Regions from separate parts of the Homo sapiens genome. Here region 2 is linked to region 1. The links are chromatin contacts, found by Hi-C or POLR2A ChIA-PET in ENCODE. All regions are on one chromosome and are shown on one strand. Each heading gives the region's core, a stretch centred on a gene start or an enhancer-like site at or near the end of the contact. The rest is flanking DNA. Distances are from core to core; before and after follow the strand shown.

The links. A loop is a pair of places that touch in the nucleus more often than their neighbours do. ChIA-PET counts read pairs that join two places held with the same protein, here RNA polymerase II (POLR2A). Pooled maps may share reads with other maps.
Region 2: a loop to region 1 is called in a pooled map, with 8 times the contacts of the local background. The contact joins the promoter of TAF5 here to the promoter of RRP12 in region 1. A Hi-C loop is called at or near these places in 2 of 50 pooled maps. POLR2A ChIA-PET finds 5 or more read pairs at or near these places in 2 of 52 experiments (OCI-LY7 and endothelial cell of umbilical vein).

The regions. Positions count from the first base shown.
Region 1 is chr10:97,399,367-97,402,847 of GRCh38, forward strand. RRP12 (ribosomal RNA processing 12 homolog) reads right to left here and starts at 1,974. Exons shown (of 34, transcript NM_015179.4): 1 at 1,727-1,974; 2 at 939-1,168. The coding sequence starts at 1,865. RefSeq lists an enhancer at 1,458-1,507.
Region 2 is chr10:103,365,998-103,369,478 of GRCh38, forward strand. TAF5 (TATA-box binding protein associated factor 5) reads left to right here and starts at 1,979. Exons shown (of 11, transcript NM_006951.5): 1 at 1,979-2,551. The coding sequence starts at 1,993. RefSeq lists enhancers at 1,795-2,089, 1,842-2,081, 3,212-3,281 and a silencer at 2,212-2,751.

The sequences.
Region 1 (3,481 bases), core at 724-3,223:
TTTAGATTACTATTGGACAGAGCTGGTCCAGGAAGACAGACAATGACCCATTAACAGGAGCTCTGTGAATGATTCAAGTTGGGGGATCTACCATCACATTATATTATTCTTATATCATTTTGATATCATTTAGAATTTTGACATTTTTTATTTCAATAACAAAAAATATATATAACTTTATAGTATAGATAAAATAATAAAAGTAAGGCCAGGCACGGTGGCTCATGCCTGTAATCCCAGCATTTTAGGAGGCCAAGGTGGGCGGATTACCTGAGTTCAGGAGTTTGAGACCAGCCTGGCTAACATGGTGAAACCCCGTCTCTACTAAAAATACACACACACAAAAAATTAGCTACTTGAATAATGCACTATTTAAATATACTAAAAAAAAAAAAAAAAAAATTAGCCGGGCGTGGTGGCACATGCCTGTAATGGCAGCTACTTGGGAGGCTGAGGCAGGAGGATTGCTTGGGCCTGGGAGATGGAGGTTGCAGTGAGTGAAGATTGCGCTACTGCACTCCAGCCTGGCCAACAGAACGAGACTCTGTCTCAAAATAAATACATGAATTAAGTTAAATTAAAGTAAATAAATTTAGTTCTTGCTAGATAAAACGTTTCCTAATCACTGTTACTCAGCATTTATTTACTCAACATATGTTTATTGAAAATACTCTGTGTAAAAGTGCTGTGTTAGGTATAGCTGAGGAGAGAAATGTTTGGAAAATATTTCTACCCTCAAGTACTTAAGCAGAGGAGATGTTCTTATAAAAAGCAGAAAGTAGAACCTGCCCTAGGAGGAGACATAAAGGGGAGGAGCGATGACGCATCATCCAGAAATACCAGCTGTTGTCATCGGAGACCTGTCGGCCAGAGCTGAAGAAAAGGCATGAGTTGGCCTCTCCTCACTATCCTATGGCCCTCCCGACCCTCGCCCCTACCTCCTTGTGGGCAGCCGAGTTGGACTCCCAGAAGCGCTGTACTTTGCTGAAGGTGACGTTTGTGCAGTCGGAAAGGCCACTCAGGAAGGTACCCGAGGACTTCTCGGTGAGAACCAGCTCCGCCTCTTCTTCCATGGGCGTCTCCGGGGCTTCGCTTTTGCCCAAGCGCAAGGACCCTGACTGCAGCTCATTATGTAACTTCACAGCATCGACTGTCAGGTCACTCCTTCCTGAGAGCCAGAGGCACAAGATAAGGTCCAAGCCTCCTTTTGGTCAAGAGAACAGAACAACCCCTGGGAAACAAACCAGCCCAGGCCAAATCTCCAACCCGAGAGGCTGAATTCTGAACACAGCCAGTCTCATAAAACCACTGTATGCCTAAAAACTTGAAAAACCAAGGAGAAAGGGAATCCTCCATGTAAAAGTTTCTGCTTCCCTGTAGCAGCGGCATAAACGCCACTGGGAATCGGCTGGGAGCTACATTCAGAGGGCCTGCAAAATAAATGAAGGTGAACGCGCTCTGTAAAGAGCTACCCAAGGTCCAAGCCATCTGTCTCAACTCTGACACCCGCGGTACCTTACACAAGACATTTCCCTACTGCGGACCTCAGTTTCTGTATCTGCTAAATTGGAAGGACTGCCCTTCAGAGAGGGCTCCAGATCCGACATCCTAAGAGACGAAAGGTCCAATGCCTGGCCCCGCACTCTCCCAGAGGCCCCAGACTCATCTGGACCCAGGTCTGCCTGGAACCCCGCCCCCGGCTGCGCTCGGGTCTCAACCCAGCTACCTGACGGCCGGCTGAAGAAGCGGCTGCGGGCGGCCTGACGGTGGCGGCAGATGGCGGGGTTGCTGTCGCTGCTGTGGCCTTTCTTCCAGCGCTTCAACTTAGCTGAGACACCAGAAGGCAACTTTCCCGAGCGACCCATGTTGACTAAGCCGTGGCGAGGAATGAGCTTAAATGACCGGCTTCCAGGGACGTAGAAACACGCTCAGAACCCACGTGGATACCCTGTAGCCTTCACTTCCTCTTCTTCTGGCGTCACTTCCGGATTCGTGTGCATTACTATGGTAAAACAGTCAACATCCGGTTTTACACCTCCTCCTGGCTTCGGATGGGGAGGAGCTCCAAGGAGATCCGTTGCTAGGGAGGAAGTTAGGTTGCTAAGGGTTCTATGGGGTTCTTACTCCAGCCAGGACCAGGTTTCAGGGCCACAGGCGTAAGCCTTATAAAACTGGAGTTTGGCTGAGCGTGGTGGCTCATGCCTGTAATCCCAATACTTTGGGAGGCTGAGGCGGGTGGATCATTTGAGGTCAGGAGTTTGAGACCAGCCTGATCACCAGGGTGAAACCCCGTCTCTACTAAAATAAAAAAATTAGCTGGGCTTGGTGGCGCGCGCCTGTAATCCCAACTACTCGGGAGGATGAGGCACAAGAATCACTTGAACTCGGGAGGCGGAGTTTGCAGTAAGCCGAGATCACGCCTCGGCACTCCAGCCTGGACAACAGAGTAAGACTGTCTCAAAAAAACAAAACAAAGCAAACAAAAAACTGGAGTTCTTTTGCAGTTAAACAACAACAAAAAGTACATTTATATTACATTTGAAAATCTATTTTCAAAATTAAGCATAGAAACACATTTATATGAAAGTCATATACCTTCATATAAAAGTATATATGTAATCCCAGCACTCTGGGAGGCCGAGGCGGGCAGATCACCTGAGGTCACGATGTTCGAGACCAGCCTGACCAACATGGAGAAACCCTGTCTCTACTAAAAATACAAAATAAGCCGGGCGTGGTCGCGCATGCCTGTAATCCCAACTACTGGGGAGGCTGAGGCAGAAGAATCGCTTGAACCTGGGAGGCAGAGGTTGCGGTGAGCTGAGATCACGCCATTGCACTCCAGCCTGGGCAACAAGAGTGAAACTCCATCTCAAAAAAAGAAAAAAAGAAAAAAAAGAAAAGTCAAAACTTATGGAGACTTGAAAGTGTGAAAATTAGCTTGACTTGAAAAGAGAAAAAAGCAGTCAGTGGTGTTCTAGACAAGCTTTGCTATTTTCATTTATTACTGGAGATACTCAGTTGCTAAGCCACCTTGCCTTATGACAGCATTCCATCCCTAATTAATCCCTGGTTCTCCAATTTCTCTCTCTCTCTCTCTTTTTTTTTTTTTTTTTTGAGACAGAGTCTTGCTCTGGTGCCCAGGCTGGAGTGCAGTGGCACGATCTCGGCTCACTGCAACCTCCACATTTCAGGTTCAAGCAGTTCTCCTGCCTCAGCCTCCCAAGTAGCTGAAATTACAAGCATGCACCACCGCGCCCGGCTAATTTTTTTTTTTGTATTTTCAGTACACGCAGAGTTTCACCATGTTGGCCAGGTTGGTCTCGAACTCCTTTCCTCAGGTGATCTGCCCACCTCCCAAAGTGCTGGGATTACAGGCATGAGCCACCGCACCTGGCATCCGGCCAATTCCCAGTTCTCCTAATTCCACCTCAGAACCAGCAACCGATCCAGTTTATCCCCACTCCCCTGAGACCCTCCT
Region 2 (3,481 bases), core at 729-3,228, 6.0 Mb after region 1:
AATATAGTAAGGCTTCAGATCTCTAATTAATAAAATAAAATATTTTTTAAAAGTAAGCAGGGTCAAAGGACGCTGGTAAGACCTCAAAACCAATAACTTGAACGGCTGTGCTAGATTTTCCCAATGTCTCAGGCTCACTTTTCTCGTCTGTACCTATTCCACAGAGTTACAAGTTTCCAATGAGATAAAATATGCAGGAGGGTTTTATAACCTATGAAGCACATTGCAAAATGGCATATATGATTTTTTTTTTTTTTTTTTTTTTTCCTGAGACGGAGTTTTGTTCTTGCTGCCCAGGCTGAAGTGCAATGGTGCGATCTCGGCTCACTGCAACCTCCGCCTCCTGGGTTCAGGTGATTCCTCTGTTTCAGCCTCCCGAGTAGCTGGGATTACAGGTGCCCGCCACCACACCTGGCTAAATTTTTATATTTTTAGTAGAGATGGCGTTTCATCATGTTAGCTAGGCTGGTCTCGAACTCCTGACCTCGGGTGATCCACCCGCCTCGGCCTCCCAAAGTGCTGGGACTACAGGTATGTGCCACTGCGTGTGGCCATGATTTTTAAATATACAATTAAAATGGTTTATTTGTAATAACGGATAATAGCATGAATACATAACGTACATATTTCACAACCACAACATTCTGGTATTTAAAAACTTTTTTTTTGAGACGGAGTCTCGTACTGTCGCGCAGGCTGGAGTGCAGTGGCGGGATCTCGGCTCACTGCAACCTCCGTCTCCCGGGTTCAAGCTCTTCTTCTGTCTCAGCCTCCCGAGTAGCTGGGATTACAGGGGCGCACCACCATGCCTGGCTAATTTTTTGTATTTTTAGTAGAGGCGGGGTTTTGCCGTGTTGGTCAGGCTGGTCTCTAATTCCTGATCTCATGATCCGCCCGCCTCGGCCTCCCAAAGTGCTGGGGTTACAGGCGTGAGCCACCGCACCTGGCGTTAAAAACTTTTTATTGAAATGTAATGTATACGGGCCAGGCGCAGTGGTTCACGCCTGTAATCCCAGCACTTTGGGAGGCTGAGGCCGGTGGATCACCTGAGGTCAGGAGTTGGAGACCAGCCTCGCCAACATGGCGAAACCCTGTCTCTACTGAAAATACAAAAATTAGCCGGGCGTGGTGGCACACGTCTGTAATCCCAGCTACTCGGGAGGCTCAGGCAGGAGAATCGCTTGAACCCAGGAGGCAGAGATTGCAGTGAGCTGAGATCGGGCCACTGCACTCCAGCCTGGGCGACAGAGCGACACTCCGTCTCAAAAGTTAAATAAATAAATAAATGTAATGTAATGCATGCAGCTCGATTAACTTTTACAAAAGTAAAAATGACAAAAAAAAAAAAAAAGTAAGCACTATTCAGGTCAAAATGTAAAACTACCAGTATCTCGGAAGCCTCCCTCTGGCAAATGGTATATGTTTTTGAGTTAAATACGTGGATTCGAATGTTGACATTTGGACTTTCTTCTTGCCTCTGGTAAGTTATTTAACCTCTCTTGGTTTCAACTGAGCCATCTGCGAGGTGGGGATAATATTACCTCATAAGATTATTTAATTGTAGCAGGGCGTGGTGGCGCATGCCTGTAATCCTAGCTACTGGGGAGGCTGAGGCAGGAGAATCGCTTAACAGCCTGGGCGACAAGAGCGAAACTCCGTCTCAAAAAAAAAAAAAAGAAAAAAGAAAAAGATTATTGAATTGAAGGAGATCACATAATGTAAAACATCTATCATAATGCCTAAATATAGCTGGCCTGCAATAAATGGCAATTATTCTCAGGCAAATGTAATAGGTGGTCACCAATGCCCACTTCCTGCCTTTCTTTCGCTCGGTTTTGAAAGTTGCTCTCTTTCCTATTCCGTTTCTCCTTCCTTTTCGCTCCTCCTACTGCCGTAAATGGCCTACTAGAGTTGTCGTGAAATGCTCCTCCCCGCCCTCCATGTGGCGAAAATGCAATCACGCTTGACGGCGCGAGGTGGCTCAGCCGCAAGATGGCGGCGCTGGCGGAGGAGCAGACGGAGGTGGCGGTCAAGCTAGAGCCTGAGGGACCGCCAACGCTGCTACCTCCGCAGGCGGGGGACGGCGCAGGCGAGGGTAGCGGCGGCACTACCAACAACGGCCCCAACGGCGGCGGCGGGAACGTTGCGGCGTCGTCGTCCACTGGCGGGGATGGCGGGACCCCCAAGCCCACGGTGGCTGTCTCCGCCGCTGCCCCGGCGGGGGCGGCCCCGGTGCCCGCCGCTGCTCCGGACGCCGGCGCTCCGCATGACCGACAGACTCTACTGGCCGTGCTGCAGTTCCTACGGCAGAGCAAACTCCGCGAGGCCGAAGAGGCGCTGCGCCGTGAGGCCGGGCTGCTGGAGGAGGCAGTGGCGGGCTCCGGAGCCCCGGGAGAGGTGGACAGCGCCGGCGCTGAGGTGACCAGCGCGCTTCTCAGCCGGGTGACCGCCTCGGCCCCTGGCCCTGCGGCCCCCGACCCTCCGGGCACTGGCGCTTCGGGGGCCACGGTCGTCTCAGGTTCAGCCTCAGGTCCTGCGGCTCCGGGTAAAGGTGAGCCGTGGGGTCCCGGGTAGGTACGGCCGCCGCGAAGGGGAGCAAGCCGGTAAGGCAGGGGCTGGCAGGCCTGCACCTCTGCGGGCTTGTTTTGAATTTCCTGGGCCCGCCTCTAGGGCCACATGCCCGCCCCTTTCTCTAGTGCGCGGGCTGCGCAGTCAAACCCCCTTCCGAGCTGTCAGTTCCAGTGAGAAGCTGAGGAGAGCTGTTGAGCAGAGGGATGTATGGGGAAGGTGAGCGCGGAGAGGCGGGATCTTCACGCTCTTGGTCCCTTTCCTTTCATTTGGGCTTTTGAGCCTTGGGCAGGTCCGCATGACACTAACAGTGTTTGTACAGTTTCGTACTAGCGTACTTTAAGTACTGTAAGTACTTTATTTTCTCTTTATTTCTTTAGTTCCTCTTAAAAGATGTGTTGATAAATACTTTATAGATTTTTTTTTTTTTTGAGACGGAAACTTGCTCTGTTGCCCAGGTTGGAGTGCAGTGGCGCAATCTTGGCTCACTGCAACCTCCGCCTCCCGGGTTCAAGCAATTCTCCTGCCTCAGCCTCCCGCGTAGGTGGGACTACAGGCTCCTACTGCCACGGCCGGCTAATTTTTGTATTTTTAGTAGAGGCGGGCTTTCACCATGTTGGTCAGGCTGGTCTCGAAATCCTGACCTCAGATGATCCACCTGCCTCGGCCTCCTACAGTGCTGGGATTACAGGCGTGAGACACCGCGCCCGGCCGCCATACAATATACCCTTGTAACAGTCCTGCACATCATGTACCCCCTGAATCTCAGCTAAAAGTTGAATTTTTTTTCTTTTTCTTTTTTTCTTTTTTTGAGACGGAGTCTTGCTCTGTCGCCCAGGCTGGAGTACAGTGGCGTGATCTTAGCTCACTGCAACCTCTGCCTCCCAGATTTAAGCGATTCTCCTGCCTCAGC